2 separate regions of the Mus musculus genome follow, and region 1 is linked to region 2. A link is a loop called in an ENCODE intact Hi-C map of the cell type or tissue named here. Cell type or tissue: gastrocnemius. All regions are shown on one strand. Each heading gives the region's core, and the rest is flanking DNA. Links, peaks and the distances in the headings are about the cores only. Region 1 overlaps Gm33031 (a long non-coding RNA gene). Region 2 overlaps Lrrc27 (leucine rich repeat containing 27).

The links. Hi-C counts contacts between places; a loop is a spot of excess contacts. Peaks named below come from ENCODE experiments on the same cell type or tissue, not always from the same donor. Only the 100,000 strongest peaks of a DNase experiment are listed, where the experiment ranks them.
Region 1: a loop joins it to region 2, with 2.5 times the contacts of the local background. A loop is called at or near these places in 3 of 42 quality-filtered maps.

What each region holds. Positions count from the first base shown.
Region 1 is chr7:139,585,753-139,594,274 of GRCm38, forward strand. All of the region lies in intron 1 of Gm33031 (a long non-coding RNA gene), which reads left to right. Among named protein-coding and RNA genes, the nearest start is that of Nkx6-2, 7.2 kb to the left of the region's middle. In gastrocnemius, for the core only: a CTCF peak has its summit at 4,722 (motif pointing right); a DNase peak (open chromatin) is centred at 4,704.
Region 2 is chr7:139,223,224-139,231,745 of GRCm38, forward strand. Lrrc27 (leucine rich repeat containing 27) reads left to right here. Exons shown (of 11, transcript NM_027164.1): 5 at 366-518; 6 at 2,778-3,138; 7 at 4,697-4,843; 8 at 6,980-7,073. Among named protein-coding and RNA genes, the nearest start is that of Gm32315, 7.6 kb to the right of the region's middle. In gastrocnemius, for the core only: no CTCF peak of the experiment used is centred there; DNase peaks (open chromatin) are centred at 4,344 and 6,802; H3K27ac peaks cover 302 bases.

The sequences.
Region 1 (8,522 bases), core at 408-8,407, 360 kb after region 2:
AAAGGATGTCTCCCGGAAGCCGACTTGTCAGAGGGTTCGTGGGAGGGGCCAGTGGATCATTGCGATGGTTCAAGGCTAGTCTGGTCTATATAGCAAATACTAGGCCGGCCAAAGCTAGGGCTACAAACAAGGCACAGTCTCATAGCAAAGCCAAAACAGTATATGGAGGCTCCATTTGAGATCTTGGTCTTACCTACCAACAGTTGTTAAAAGGGAAGTGAGGAGGAGGAGGCTCTGGGAGGAACAGGGAGGCAGTACTCCCCAGCAAGGGGTCCTGGTATTCAACTGAGCCAGGGAGGGAAGCTCCGAGGGAGGGGGGCCTCTGGAACAGCACAGGTGTTGCTATGGGAACAATAGGAAGCTGGAGGTGGGCGAGAAAGAGGGCCAGAGGCAGGATGGAAGTCAGGTTCTTGTCAGGAAGCTACCTGAGCAGCAGGAAGGGCTGGGGGGACCCAGGTGTCAGGGAAGGGTGAGACCTCTGAGTTTGGCTATGGAGGTCGGGGTTCTCTGTCCTTTCCCCAACCCAGCTGGCTTTGATGAACTTGTCCAGGCAGCTTCTGCCCTGTGAGTCCCACCCTGTGCTCGCTCCACCCACCTCGGTCACCCCAGTTCTCTTCCTCAGGAGCCTTCTGCTTTGATGTAGGAGCGGCTTCAGGGAAACATAATGAACTGAAGATTTTGTCATTCCGTTCCTTTCATGATTCGGCAAAACTGACTACCCCTTCCCCAGAGAAAGTGCTGCCAGCAGCTGCCAGGAGCCTGTTCTGTAGCAACTGGGGCCTGGGGCACATTCTTCCAGCCACATGAGCTGTGAGAGGTGCTGGTCTCTATCACAAGCCTGTCTTCCTGTAGCTTTCTAAGTATGAAGATCAATCCAGGCTGAAAGGGGCAGGGGGCCAACCTTGGACTGGGTTGTTCTTCTTTATCGTGTTTTCACTGAGGTCCTGGGAGAGGAAACTGTCCTTGAACTTAAACATGCTGAAAAGCCTCTGAGAGCTGGCATAGGGAGTAGAGGACAGAAAAGTCTGGGTCTTCTCTGCTCCCCAGAGGATTCATTCACAGGTGCCTGTTGCCAGTGCATGGGGGTGACCTCCAAGAGGGTAACCGATTTGCTTGGGACTTAGCTTCCCTGCCAGAGGGTGGATGGGGAAGAAGCTGTGGAGATCTCAGGACTACCTCACTAAGATGCCTAGGATGCTAGAGTGGTGCCAGGCCATGACCTGAACAAGGACTGAGGGACCAGATGGTCCAACAGTCACAGAGAATAGGAGTGCCCTCACAAGGATGTGTGGTATCTCTCTCCAACACACTGCCTTTGTGTGCCTCCACATACCCAGGTGCCATCCAGGAACCAGGAGGTTCCTATCAGTGTGCAAAGAGGCTGGCCAGGACTCTTTAGATGTCTTCTGCTGACTCTGGCCAGACCCAGCTGATGGTCAGGGCAGGTGTGAGGATGCAGGTGGCTTCGTAGGAGCCTGCGTTCTGGCCCAGAAGTCTCAAAAGGTTCGGCTTCAGCTCTGCGAGGAGAAATTCAAGAGTGATGCTGGGTGTTCACCATCCACACTGTGTAGTTGACTCACAGCACTGGGAACACTAATCTTCAAGTCCCTGTGGCTGCTACAAGGTGCCTGGACAAAGACTTCACTCTCTCCCAACAGATGCCCTTCTGTAGGAGGGTGGAAATCTTGGTTGCTTCTTCCAACCCTCCTGGGATGCTTGCTGTTTGGGCTTTGGCCCTCTTCAGTTGATTCTTTGGTCTCAGACCAGCCCTGACACCACCAGGTACCAAGCTTCAAAGAGCTTGGATGAACCAATGGACTAATGACTCTGCTAAGGTAGCAGTTGAATGCTCAGGAATGTGTTGTGAGATAACACAAAACTGAGCCCTGACCTCATCTTGTGGGCCAGCCCTCTCTCCTTGGGCTTTGGGTATCCTGTGCTGTGATTTGTTGAAAGTACCTGGTTCTTCTTATTTGGAGGGCAATATATCTAACTCCTCCACAGCTTTATCCAGGCACACTGGGCAGCTGGGCTTCCCACCCTCTGCTATGTGCTGGAAGACCAAGTGGGAAGCAAGGTAGGAGCTATGGAGCAGAATTACCTAAGTCACAAGAGGGCCTGCCCTGGAAGCAAGTAGATCTGCTGTGGGACTGCAAAGGCCAGGAGGTGGAGAGGGCTAAGGCTTTCTAGGAGACAGTCACATGCCACCCAAGGTGCACTCTTTCACGGGGTGGCGAGGAGTGTGTGTGTCCAAGAATCTTGTCTCCTTCAGGGAAGGACAAAGAGAAGATGCTGTAAATCACAGTGCAGAGCTAATTCCCCGGGGCCTCTCAGGCACAGATGTGCAATCGCGTGTAATGAGCTCTCTCTGGGGGCCTTCAGGGTGTCTGACCACGTGCCACATGAGCTAATTGACTGCTGAGCCTGGTAAAAGATTTGTGTTAAGGCTAATGCTCTGGCCATCACTGCTGTGATACAGGGATGGGGTTGAACCGGCTGGGGGAAATGGCAAGTGTGTGTGTGTGTGTGTGTGTGTGTGTGTGTGTGTGTGTGTGTGTGTGTGTGTGTGCTATTCCAGAGGAGCTCTTGGTGTACTTCAGTCAGGAGCTGTGCCCTCTTGGAGGGCTTTCTGGTGGAGGGTGGAGGTGACTTTCTGCTGGTGAGAGGTTCAGTTGCTGCCAAAGTCAGTGCTTTCTGAGGTAGGCAAACTCTAAGCATCTTGGGGAGGTCTCTCCTGGGTATCCTTGTGCTAAGCCCTGGCCAGGGGCTCCCTGCAGCCTCAGCTGGTCATGCCTGTGATGGGGAGGACCAGTGGCAATCATCCTGATTGGTCTGAGGATTCTAGCTTGTAATTACTCTTTCTATCATCCCCAGGCTTTTGTCCACCTTCCTATCTGGCTAGGGATGGGGGATGGGGGTCTTGCTGGGTGCTTCCTTGTGATGGGAGATGGGCACTAAGCAAAGGAGTGAGTTGGAGGCTGAGTACCATGCACCTTAGAATTACACCAAGAGGATAGTATCCTGTGATTAAGGATGCTGGCGGGGTGGTGCCATTTGTTCCGAGTGTGGCAACATAACATTAAGGGTGGAAATTGACAAGGAAGTAAGCAGAAACCCTGTGGTCACCAACTGTCACTGCCCTGCCCTTCCTTGGGTGCTCTGGTCAGCTGGTAAAGATGGTGGAGTCTCTTTCCAGGGACACTGTGTGAACTCGTGACAATGACTAGAGCAGACCACACCTTATTCTTAAGGAAGGCACCCCAGTTAACCCAAAGTGAACACACTTGTTCATATTCAGAGGCTACCACCAATTGCCCACCATCACAGGACAGCTGACAGCCCTGAGCTGCCTTGGCTGCTCAGCACGGGGCTTTCTGTTGGTAACGTTCATCACTTCTATTAATAAGAAATAATAAGAGTCCTGCCAGGTCTTCAGAAATGAGTGCAAGACGTGACGGATCAGGCCCTGTCTGAGTGTTCCTGGAAGCGCTGCGTTTGTTTAAGCTCAAAGACTGATTTGAGTGAGGTGAGGTTCAGACAGACCCAATTGCTGGAGCCGTAGATTTCTCCATGTGCTTGAACGCTCGTGCGCTCGTGTGTGTGTGTGTGTGTGTGTGTGTGTGTCTGTGTGTGTGTGTGTAGATAAGGAAATACACACATGAAATGAGGAACACACAGAATATTCCTGACCTGTGAGTAAGAGCATAATCAGAAGGAGGAGAGTGAGTTATGAGGGGGGAGGGGTGAACTGTACAGGGCCACCATGGGACTCACCTCAGGAGCACCATGGGACTCACCCCAGGAGCACTATAGGACTCACCCTAGGAGTCCCATATTTGGTGCTCACTCTGGGAGCCCTGTACTATGCCTCTCTAGGAGAGCCCTGAGACCTTTCTCAAAGGCCCCTGAGCTGCCAGCCAGCATTGCTTATAGCCATGAGGGGGAGGGATGGCTTGGAAGAAGCTCTTCTGGGCAATGTCCTATGAGCCTCAAATGGAGGAACCATATGTACATTCGACCAAACAGCAGCAGATATCCAAAGTTCTCCTCTGGATTCCAGGGAAAGGGAGATGCCAGGAGGTGGTGGGGTGTGGAAGATGGTACTGAGATGAACAGTCTGGGTAAAAAGGATCCATCAGGATGGGTTTGAGCCAGCCAGGCTTGGCCCCTTGACTTGAGCCCCACTGAAACCTCTGATTGCAAATCAAAACTAGGTCCAGAGGCCACTAACCAAGTAGATTACTTTATAGACAACACAGCAGTCAGTGGGCAGAATCAAGAGGCTATGTGATGGGGAATGTTGGGACACTGGGTCTTTCCAGAGCAGCTGCCCTAAGGGGAAGTTTTGAGGCTGTTTTAGCTGTTCACAGTGCCCAGGTCTGATGGCCACTAGCTGGTGTCAGCTGACTCTGTCTATACTTTCCAGTTAGGTGGTGAGGCTTCTGCACGCAACAACCACTGACCTTGGAGGAAGGTGGTAGCCAGGCCCTGCCAGAGCTCCCAGAAGGAGGCAGTTTGATCTTGGGGACCCAGTGTTTAAGCCTGTTGTACTGACCCGGTGGCTGGCAGCACCTCTGGTTACATTGCTTCTCTGGCCAGGCCTGTCCAAACTTCCCACAGGCTTTGAGCCTATCATCATCAGCATCTCTTGCTGAGGTCCAGGTTTCACAGCACAGCCTCAGCCTGACCCACCACAGTAGTGAGGCCAGAAGCCATTCCACATGTGGCCTCCAGGTGGCAGTGAAAAGCTAGCCGGACAATGTGACCAACCCTTCTCTCTTCACACAGGAAATACACAGAAGAGTAAGGAACTGAGCTCCCTTAAGTTAGGAAGCTTTGACACTTTTTTTTTTTTTTTAGGAAGCTGGGTGCTAGGGCAGCAGTTTTCCTCCCTAGCTTCCCTGCATGCTGGACCTCTCGGCAGTCATTGACACTGGCTGGTGCCTGGCTCTCTGCACTGATACTATCCACACAGATGTCAGTGTGGTCCTGAAACTTCATGTATGAGAAAGACCACAGGAGACTGGTCAGCTTGCTGGATAAGAGATTTCCCCTCAGGAGGAGAGGCAGAAGTCCCTGCTCTAGTACTATTCCTGCCCTTAGCTGCATTTGTGTGAGTAAGAGTTAAACTACATCCGCCCGCCACTTCATCCCCCTCCGCAGTAGCCCCAGAGCAGGCCGGTCACCACCCTACTTTAATGCTTCGTTGAGTAGCATGCTGTCAGTCCCCATAGCTCAGAGAGACAAACTTCTGCATCAGAGACCAGTTTTCTCTTTTGTAGGCTGTGTAGGCAGAAAACAAACAAAACAATAACAAAACCTGTAGATGTTGGTAAAGTCCTCGAGTACTTAGGGTACACACAAATGAGATCTAATACAACTGGGAAATGGAGAGGAATGTTCCCAGTGTCTAAGATGGAAACAAATGCTCAAATTACATACAAGATAACAACAGGGTCTAGCAACCAGATCTTAAAGCAAATTAAGAGGCCACAATGATTAAAACCCAAACTGTGGGATCATCATGGTAGTACAAGTAGTTGTGGGGTCAAGATGGTAGCTTACAATTGTTGCATGCAAGAGGTAGAGGCAGAAGGACTGAGAATTTCAAGCTAGCTTGAACTACATTGCAGAACCTCTATCAAGAAATTAAGGGCTGGGTATGTAGCCCATTGGTAGGACCCTTTATCTTATCATGTGTAAATTAGATTTGACCTCTGGGATGACAAAACCAAACCACACCCACTTGAAACAAAGGCAAGCAAAAAGCAAAACAGAAGGATGGGCCTAGCCCTGCCTGGATCGAATGCTAACGAAAGGACTCTGGGGAAGGGGCGTCAGCGGCAAGAGGGGCAGGCGGACAGATTGGTCTGCAGTGCTGTAAACACTGGCCTGAAGTGTGAGACAGGTCAGTGTCTTTACATATCAACACTAAATTCTCCATGGGCCATCTTACAGATGCCCAGTGTAGTAGTTTGAACGAATGAGAAGCCGTCTTAGTCTTCGGCATTTGAACACCTAGTCCTCATTGCTACTGTTTGAAAAGTTCAGGAGGTGTGGTCTTGCTGGAGGAGTAGATCTGTCACTGGGAGGGGGCTTTGAGGTTTCAAAACGTTGTGGCATTCCCTGTGTATCTATCATCTTTGCTTTCTGCTTGTGGTTCAAGATGTGAGCTCTCAGCTTCTGCCTCATGATTGCTGCCTGCTTCCATGCTTCCACACCGCGACAGCTTCTCATCCCTCTGGGACCATACGCCAAATGAACCCTTCTTTACGAGTTGTCTTGATCATGGTGTTCTAGCACAGCTTTAATAAAGCAGTAACCAATACACTCAACCTACACACTCCTGTGTTCCCCAGCGCTGGCCTTGACCCCTGCTTTCCACCACCCCTTTTACTCATCAAAGACCTTTCCTTTGTGTGGTCTCCCTGGCCATTGGGATGGGTTCCTGACACTGCCCATGATGAACAATCTCTTGCTTCCTCTCTGTGTCTGGCATGATTCTTCCCTTTGCTCTATAGGAGAGATAGAAACAATTCCCAACACTGGGTGGTTTCTACCCTAGGGGGTGAGTATGGTTGCCAACAAAGTGCTTCTGATTTGGAGGCAAATTTGCAGGGTCTTCGAGCCAAAGGTTGAACACTGAAAGCCAGCACACAGACCTTCTGCTGCCTCTCCAGTTCAGACTCCTTCCAATGCTCAAGTTCCCCCACTGTCTCTTAGTGCAAACACACAGAGTTGACAGAATGCACACAGGGTCTTTCATCCCTGCCTTGTCCATCTGGACCATTTTCTAAACTTTCAGTAAAGACCTTATGTGCTCATGAGTTTTTAATTCCTTGGGTTTGTTGTTGTTGTTGCTTGTTTGTTTGTTTGTTTTCAAGGCAGAGTTTCTCTGACTAGACCTGGCTGTCCTGGAAGTCTGTAGACCAGGATGGCTGGCTGGCTGGCCTTGACCTCAGAGATCCAACTGCCTCTGTCTCCTACATGCTGGGATTAAAGGCGTGTGGTATGTCACTGCCACCTGGCTATGCTCATTAGGTTTTCCTGTTGTTGTTGCTGCTGCTGTTGCTGTTGTTATTGTTGTTGTTTTTACTGTTGTTGTTGTTGTTGATTTGCTTTGTTGTCACTTTGGCATAAGCTAAGGAAGACAGAACCTTGATTGAGAAATGCCTCCACCAGATTGGCCTATGGGCATGCCTATAGAACATTTTCTTGATTAATGACTGATGTAGGTGGGCCCAGCCTACTGTGGGTAGTACCAGCATGTATAGGAAAGCAGGCTGAGCAAGCCATGAAGAGCAAGCCAGCAAATAGTCTTCCTCCATGGCCTCTGCCTAGTTTCTTCCTTCAGATTCCCTCCCTGAGTTCCTGCCCTGACTCCTCTCGGTGATGGAGTGTGACTTGAGAGATGTAAGATGAAGTAAACTCGTTTCTTCCTCAAGTTGCTTTTGGTCATGACATTTGTAACAGCAACAGAAAGCAAACTAGGATAATTTTCAAAGCCGAACGCTTGGAGAGTCAGCCTCGCCCTCCACCTTGGCCACCCCAACAGAAAACAGGCTCCGAGGGTCCACTCGGGTCCCATTGTGTGAATCTAGTGACTATTTATTCCCTGTGTTGTGGGAGGTACCTTGCTGCCCAGCCTCAGCCCTTCTTGGTGATACAGGGAATTGTGGGACAGGATCTCCTTGACTCATTCAGCAGCCAAGAACCACCAGGCCTGGGGACAAAAAAAGGGGGAAGGATCCTAGTTGTCCCCTGAAGGCAAAGGGCCTAGACGTGGGATAGGGGGCGCTCTGGGGTTCCTGGTGGCTTCTGTCTGGACACCTCAGGACTTGAGGACATTTCTTCCTGTCTGCTGTCATGCTCAGCATCTCTCCCCGTTTTCCATGCTGGGGAGTGTGGGGAGGCAGGGAGTTGAACAGCTGCTAGAGCAGAACACCAGAACAACGGAGCAGAGACCCGGACTTCTCTGGCTTGGGCCTTCTCCATAGCCCAGCTAAGTCCGGCACACCCCATCCACTTCTCTCTGTTCTCCTCTGGGTAGAATCCTTGGCTGAAGCCAGATACATAGCCCATTCTCAAGTGACTTTGGAGCTGGACAAACACAGAAAGGAAGGCAAAGCCCCGCTTTTGGACCTGGGCTGTCTTCAGGGTTCTAGTTAGTGATGCAATGAGGTAGAGTACTATCCTCCTACCAGCCTTACTGAGGAACCTCAGCTACCCAGGTTCCTCGCTGCGACTCCATCATCCTCCACATGTAAGTTCTATCTCATTGCACGAAGTGGCTGCCAAGCTCCAGCCATTAAGTTCCATTTCAGCCTGTAGGAAGGGGCATACCTCTGCAGGGAACTTGGTGGAATGGCCACCGTTGTTGTCAGACATATTAGGAAGTGTGGATATGCACTCTTTGAGCCCGAGGGGCCCTATACTGAGGAATCTTCTGCGTCCCGTTGTTTCTACAATCCTCAGAGCAAGATTGCAGCCCAGGAACCCTGAGGCCCTCTGCTCTGTCCCTG
Region 2 (8,522 bases), core at 89-8,088:
CTTGTAATCCCAGCACTTGGGACCTGAGACAGGAGGTTTGCTGTGAGTCTGAGAAGAGCCTTGGTTACACAGTGAATTCTAGGCCAGTCTGGGCAATAGTAGAGTGAGCCCCTGTATCCACAGAAACAGAAGAATAAACAACTGTCAATTCTCATTACCCATTTCCCCATCTTTTTCTCATCCTCTTCTTCATCCTCTTCCTTCTTCTGAGCCAGTCTTTTGTAGCCCAAGCTGGCTCAGGAACTCCCCATATCGCTGAAGATAACGTTGAACTCAGGAGTTCCCTGACTCCACCTGCCTTCCTCTCCCTCCTGAGTCCCTCTCCAAGAAGTGGGCAGAGGACTGAAATTTCCCCTCCACTCCAGGGCAGGTCACTACACTGACAGCACTGAACCTGAGACACTGCCCTCTGGAATTTCCTCCTCGCCTGATTGTGCAGAAAGGCTTGGTAGCCATCCTCACCTTCCTACGCATCTGCTCAGTGGAGAAGGCCTTCCCTGGAGATGAGTTGCTTCCAGGTTTGTAGAGAATTTTCTGTCACTAGATGAGACCTAGGAGTGTGTGTGGCTTCCCCAGCTTCTGTAGGGCTCGCATGGCAAAGACTAGCCCATACACTGGCCCAAACACCATGCCTTGCCCTGGCTCAGATCCACTCTGAGCAGTACACGCCTGTTTGGGTAGGCGAGGTAAGAGTCCATGGGATAAGGCAAGTGGAGCAGTCTTTACCTCCAAGCCAAGCAAGCAGCTGCTCTGAGAGGGCCTTGTGCTCCTCCAGACAGCATTTTAAAAAGCTCCATGAAACATACCCTGTCCCTGCCTAGATACTAAGAGCTGGCTTAATAAGCAGGTTGTACCCTTGTGGGAGATACATGCACTGCCCCATGCTGTCAACATATTGAGCAGTCAGAGAGAAGGAAGGGGAAGGGAATGGTGCACCAGTCTTTGCCTTGGTCATCCACCATGAGTGTCTTGAAGTGTTTTGAAGCAATCACGTTCATAAAGGGCCTTAGCTGGTGTCAGGCCCTAGCTCTGAGTCAGGGATCCCAGGGCCTGTGGGTGGATTCAGAGGTGACCCAGAAACATTAGAGGGAGTGGCAGCAGGGAAGGTGAGAAGCTGTGCCTTAGCAAGGCCCTGGGACTCTTGTGTGCAGTCCAGGCCTCAAGGGTTCCTGTGCCTACACAGGACCTTAGCTGAGGGCTCCTCCTTGGGTGGCACCTAATTCCAGTGCCTTAGACTGCCTATGTGAAGGCACATAATTTAGGGGAAAGCTGAACTCTGAGAGGTTGTAATGGCAGCCTAAGTTCCTAAAGGACAGCTTGACAAGGACAGGATAAGAGAGGAAAGGCAGAATAGAAGGCACCGCATGCCTGGCAGGAGCAGGGGGCAGGGGGCAGGGGGCAGGGGGCAGGAGCAACCAGAATCCAGAGAGACAGGGGTGAGAGTCTGGAAGCAGCAGCTACTGTACTAGGGGCTCTGGAGCAGGTCTGAGGCAACACCTGGGGCAAATGGTGCAGAATCCTTGAGGGCATGCATGTCAGACCCCAGTGAAAAAGCATTCTGTTCATTCAGAAGTGAAAATACACGAAAGAGAAAAAGGAAAAGCTCTCCTCGAGGCCGGAGGAGACTAACGGCACAGGAAGTTGAATACACCACACTTACAGGAAGACACTGGGTCTGGCGCCAGGAAATGGTGCAAGAAGTGTCACCGGGACAGCTGTGGGGGTTCAGGTCCGCATGACTTGACAGATGACAGAAGTCAGTGTGACACTCTGGCTCTGGGGTAAGGTTTGGGACTGGAAGTCACTCCTGTTCTGACATGTTTTATGTAAGTGCAAGGAGAGGATCAATAGTCAAAGAGTGGCCAAGGTGTTTGCCACCTAAGACCAGAAGATGCTAGACGGTAGAGCTCACTCTGCTTAGCTCCTGTCCAGTCCTGCGCATCCTGGCTCATGGTGCCTGAGGGCAAGTCTGCAGCCTGTGTCCCCTCTGGGCTGGTGCTACACTACCTTGGCAGTCTTTGGACTTGTTTTTCCTCAGAGCTAAAAGTCAGCAAAGCATCGCCAAAGAACAACAAGCACATGGGCTAGCTTTTAATTGAAATAAAGATTTAAGATATCTTGGGGGAGGGGAGCAGAAATGCCCATAATGGCGGCGAGGATGCCTCCTGCACATGGACCAAAAGATGCAGTAGGTGGAGGAGGTGCAAGAAGCTCAGGGCCTTTGACAGAGTGTGTCCATCCCCCACGAAGTAGCTGCTGTGGGTCTGTGGCAGCCTGTGGGATCCAGCAAGTCCAGACCTGAGTGGACTCTCACTTCCCAGACATCTGAGCAAAGAAACAAAGGCCTTGGACCTGGCCACTAGCTGATCCTTAGAGTGGCATTGATTTACTGGCCACTGCTGTAGGTAGAGTCTCGTGTTGGAGTGACAAAACACCCTATTTTGGTAACTTATAGAAGAAAGGCTCATGCTGGCTCAGGATTTGAGGAGAGATAGTCCCTCTGGGGAAGTCATGGCAGCAGGCACTTGAAACAGCTGGTTACAATGTGTCTGCAGCTGGGAGGCAGAAAGAGATGAACTCTGGTGCTCAGCTATCTGGGCCCCCAGCTCATAACATGGTGCCACCCACATTGAGGGTGGGTCTTCCCTCCTCAGTTAAGCCTATCTGAAAACACCCTCACAGACCCAGAGATGTATCTCTGAGGTAATTCTAAATCCAGACAAGTTGATAGTGAAGATTGACTCCACAAACACTGAAATGTCTTTTTATTCCACCAGAAGTCTCAGCACCTAAGATGGGCAGCAATGACCTTCAGTATCCCGTGCTCCCTCTGCCCCGTAAAGGCTCACCTAGTGAGAACAGCCTTAATGACCCAGACCAGGAGAAGGAGAAGGCTGACTTCTTCCCACCTATGGAAAGGCTAGACCTGAGTGAGCTCCGCAAATCCAACGCCGCCTCCGAGATATGGCCCAGTAAGGAGGAGATCAGACGCTTCTGGAAGCTGAGGCAGGAGATTGTGGAGAATGAGCAGGTGGAGATTCAAGAGAAGAAGCTCTTGGCTGTTGAGCTGCCGCCAAATCTCAAGGCAGCGCTAAACGTCAAGGAGAAAAAGCACAGGAAGCCATGGCCCGCAGTCAGGTAAGGCTCTGCTGAGGCAGACTGCCTGACCCACGGAGCTGTAAAGTTATTTCATGACTCTCTGAAGCACAGCATCCTAATGTGCTTGTCTGTTCTAAATCCATTGTTTAGGGTATATCGGACCAAGCCATAGTATAGGAGCAGAGCAGACAGACCAGTGTCACTGAACACACTTGGCAGAATAGGACACGCAGCTCATGGGCGGTGTGTGACGCCCATTCATGCAGCTGATGTGTATGGGAACTGTGTGGTGCTGTGTGTAGAGAGGATGAGAACGTGTTCAGACCAGCTCACACATCCTCCAGAGATATGTCATTGTATCTCGGGGAACATTAATGGGCTCCTGAGGGTGACAGACTCTTAGAACTGACAGTAACCAGTGGCTTAAGACTCGATCTGGACATATCTACAGAAGCTGTGGAGTCTGAGCATGACTGCTCTTTAACTATGCTTCGTGGAGAGCAGCTAGCTCTTTAACTATGCTGTGATTCTGGACATTGTAAATGTTATTGTGAAGGAGTTTATATGCACATGTATGGGTATATTTGCCTCTGTGTGCACATCTGGAGGCTAGAGATGGCTTCATATGTCTTATTCTGCACCTTGATCTTTGAGTCAGCCTCTCTCACTGCACATTGCTATTTCTGTTAGTCTGTCTGGTCAACAAGCCCCTAGGATCTGTCTGTCTTTGCCCCCTCCCCACAGTGCTGGGGTGGCAGGTGCATGCCCCTGCTGTTGCTTTCTACACGCGTGCCTGGGGGACAGACTCAGGTCTTCACACCTGTGCAGCAGACATTTCACCCACGGAACCGCCTCTGCACTTCCTGGGTTTGAACATTCATCTAAATCTTTAGGCACACACACACACACAGCACAGCCCAAAAGTTCTGGCACCCTGCACCATGGCCTGTGGTCTTGGTGGCCTGGGGCTACTGAAATGTTCTCAATTTGAGTCACAGGCAATGGGAGCAGTAGCATCCTCCTCCGGTGCTTAGGGACCTCTCTCCTCCCCCTTATGCTCACTGTGATGAGTGGTAATGACAATTTATCTTGACAATCATGGTCCACTCTCTAAAAGTGCTTAAGTGTGTCTCTGTGTCCGACATAGACACCAGAGCTGAGCCCCGGGAGACTGCCGTGGCTTGAGAGGTTGGAACATTCGGTGTGTGAGCACGCTCCCTCTGGCTCCCCTGCTGGCACTGGGCCACCTCCTGGGAATGGGTTAAGGATGCCCTTTCCTATGGACCTCAGCTCCGTAACTGATGGGCATCTGGAGGACAGAGTCCTCAACTGACATGGGTCAGTACTGAGGCTTTCTCTGGACTGCTGTAGCTGGGACCAGTGACTATTTCAATATGCAGTGGACCCACCAGGCCTGCTTTAAGCTCTTCTGCTATTTATTAGGGCAGGGGCTGGGGTCTTGGTTTTGGTTTTTTGAGACAAGGTGTTACACTGTAACCTTCTTTTACATCTGCATGTGTTCATCTCTGTCTCTCCAGCAAGTATGCTTACCGTCATATAGTTACATTTTCAGCTATTAACATTTTGTGATTTTTAGGAAGAGGTCCACCTCCTTCAAAGGCATCTTGCCCAACCTCCCTTCAGGGTACCAAAACACAGTTCATGCAAACAGGATGGAAGACACTCACAAGGCGGCTCTTCAGGAGCTCCAAGAGAAGGAGACAGTGCTGGAGCAACGGAGGAGGTGCGCCTGGGCTGGGATAGCATCAGGATTGGGAGACCTCCCCATGATCAACCATGTTGGTGTGGTTTTGTCTCCAGCCTCATCAGGGGACTGATGGCTTCAGTTCCTACCCAGGCTGGGTCAGCATCCCTCGTGTGGAAGCCTTTGCTTGCACATCTCTCGTGGCCTACAGTTCTTTGAGAGGCCCAGGCTCTTGCCCAGTCATTCAGAGACTCCTTGTGGGATTTGCACAGCATGATAGTTAGTGGGTATCCTTTGAGCAGTTGACTGTCCCCTGCCTCTCCCCAAGGCCTGCCTGCATTTTCCAAGTGCCTTGAGCTCTTTGCCCATAACACACACACACACACACACACACACACACACACACACACACAGAGGCCACATACCTTTCTCCTCCTCTGCCCATCCCTAGGGCCTGCCATCATATCTAAGGAATGCTCTTAGAAGTGACCAGCCACCTGTGAGCTTCTCCTGTCGGTGGCACACTGACACCACTGACACACTTCCTTCCCTTGGGTTTCTGTGCCTAGCTTGTCAGCCCCACCGTTCTCAACAGCTATTCTCCTCTGCCCTGTAGCTCTACTGGCAACCCAGCTGTGTCCTGTTATGGGCACCCTCCAGCCAGCCGGTATGGACCACATCCACAGAACCACAGGGCCCCAAACCTCATGGTTGGGTTTGGCCAGTGGGGGATCCCAGTGGATTTGTACGCACAGGTTAAAGTGAGGATGGACTCTCTATGTCCTTAGCTTCTGTGAGCTTCCTAGCCATATCCCACATGCTGCCTTTGACTTCCTCTTCTTTCCCTTTTAGTTATAGTTTTTCTTACTGTCCCTCCCCTGTCCTGTCAGGATCAGGGATCCTGGCCACATCAGGCACATGTCCCTGAAACCTCCCACTCCTCCCCCCTGAAGCCTGGCTATAAATAAACCTCTTGAGGCCACAATCAGGAAGTCTGCCTCTGTTTGTCTGGGATCTAACCGGGGACACACTGCCCACAAGTAGCATTCATGGTAGCCTATGGCTGGCAGCATAGCAGACACCCTGAAGTCAGTTTCCTCTTCCACAGTGGGTTGTCCACCTTTGCTGAGAGCATGCGGTGTATACAAAGAACCGGTGACTTCTCTCCATTGTCCTACTACCTCTGTTTTATGCCCCCTTGCTGAGCAGCTCACCGGGGGGCGGGGGCAGGCACCCTCACTTTCCCAATTAGGAGCTTCCTGAGGGGTGTACCTTGTGATGGAGAAATAGCTAATGAAATGGGAGTCCCTTGTCCAGGGGCTAAGCGGAAGATTTGGTGTCCGTCTAAGCTCTGGGGGCTAGAGACTTGGACCATCTAGGCCAGTGGCGGCAGGACACCTGGGAGGAGGCATAGAGGAGAACCCAGCTCTATACTCATGTTGGAACCCACGGGACCCTGGAAGTTCTAAGGCTCCACACAGGAGGTGGAGCTCAGGATGGAAAAGAGAGATGGGGAGACCCAGGCCAAGGCAGGGAATGCATGAGCTGGTACCCACGTGTCTCTCTCTGAAGAGGGCAAGAAGAGGCTGATCTGGAACAGGATCTGGAGTGCCAGCCATGGAGCCAGTGGCTGGAGAGGATTCTCAGAGGAAGGTGTACTTGGGGCAGGCAGCAGAGGTGGCTTCAATGTAACAAGGCTTCATTCCATCCATACCACTCTGGACACAGTGAACATTCTGTATCCCTAGAAGCTCACTTGGCCCCCAGGGAGTCCAGTGAGATGGAAGATGTGTGTCATCAAGTATCCGAGAAGCTGCTGTGACCCCCAGCAGGGTCTGCAGCCTGTGACCCAGTGCCATGGCCTAGCTCATTCTCCCCTTGGCAATGGGACTTGGGGAGCTCAGCCGCCATAGCAAGGTATCAGCCTGTAGCATGAAGGGCAGCCTACATCCAGGGGCTTTCAGTTGGGATCTGCCTACCCCAGTCTCTGCTCAAAGTGTTTTGGAAGAAGCCCAGCTGAAGGAGGGGGAGGGGAGGGAAAGGCTACCAGTTTCTCACTATGAACAGACGGAGAGATAGAAGAAGGCTTAGTGAAGCTGAAATGACAGACCTTGCCAGCTCTACTTGAAGTATCTTGTAGCTTGTGACTTTAACGTGACCGTGCTTCTTCTCCAGAGACAAGAGAGCTCTGCAGGAGTGGCGAGAGCAGACCCAGCACATGAGGACCAGGAGGGAACTCAGTAAACTCCAACCTCCACATAGTAACATGGTACGTGGCAGACGAGGTGGCTCCGGTCCCACGTGTGAGCAGGGCGCGGCTCACACACACAACGTCCAGGCTATTCCTCTAAGGCAGTGGTGCCTCATACAGCCCCATCCTGTGAGCACTGCAGCTGCCCTGGCCTTTGAAGCTGCCCTCTGCTCGCTGACTACTGGTTCCATCTGAAGGACTCGGTGGGGGGGAGAGCAAACCACTAAGCTGAGATGTGTCTGTGGGTGTCGTCCTCTAAAGTCTGCACCCACGTGCCAGCCACTTTGGGACCTAAAGAACAGTGGCCTTGCAAATTATCCCCCGACCCCAGGGTCCCTGTGAGGCTGTGTCTCACAGGGTGTCTGTGCAGCACCCCTTGCAGATCCTGGTCCCGAGGGGCACAGGGGGCAATCGGCACCAGGGAACTGGCTGCTCCTCCAGAATGTACCCAGCATCCTCTGCGCCTGGGTCTAGACAGGCAACAGTGCAGGCCTTCTAACCCCTGCATTTGGGAGCAGAGGCAGGTGGATCTTTGTGAGTTCAAGGTCAGGTTGGTCTACAGAGTGAATTCCGGGACAACCAAGGCTACAACAGAGAACCCCTGTGTCAAAAAAAACAAAAAAAAACAAAAAAAAAACAAAAACAAAAACAAAACAAAACCGGCTTCCCATGTCTAGCAAGCCATTGGTTAAGTCAGTAGCTGAGGGAGGTCCCAAGGCTTCGTGTAGTCTGCTCTAACCACTCTGCTGGCCTGCTGATGAGGTCAGTGTGCACACTTCAAAAACAAAACTAATTTTAGAATCTATAGTAAAGTTCCAGAATCAATGCAGAGTTCCATACATCCCTCCTCTCTTCCTTTGATGTTGATATTTTCCCAGGTCTCAGAGCAGCACTCAGAATAGACATGCCTTAGTGCTGCAATACGGAGACCCAAAGGAAGACCGCCCATTACTGCCTTCTCCACAGTGGGATCCTCTTGTCAGCTAGTATTCATGCTGTCTGGTGTGCTCCGGCTGGGCCCTTGTGTCTCATTGTGTCTTCCCTGACCTGATACCTTGGGCTAGTGGTTCGTATCCGTTGTAGCTCCATCTGATTTCACTCCCTAGGGTTTAGTGAGAGATTTGTATTAGGAACATGGATACCACAAAGCAACCATTGAATCTTTCTCTGAGCAGCTTGTCACTGGTACATAGGTACCCAGCTATGGGAGTTTGAATGAGAATGACTGTCAGGGGCTCATATAATTTAATACATGGTCCACAGTCGGTAAAAGCCTTTGGGAAAGACTAGGAAATGTTGCCTGTCTTGTTGGAGGAGGTATTGCCTGGTGCTGGGCTTTGAGGTTTCAAAAGCTTTACCATTCCCAGTGAGCGCTCGCTCTCTCTCTCTCTCTCTCTCTCTCTCTCTCTCTCTCTCTCTCACTCTCTCTGTTTCATGGTCATCTTAGTGTGTAATCTGCCAGCTACT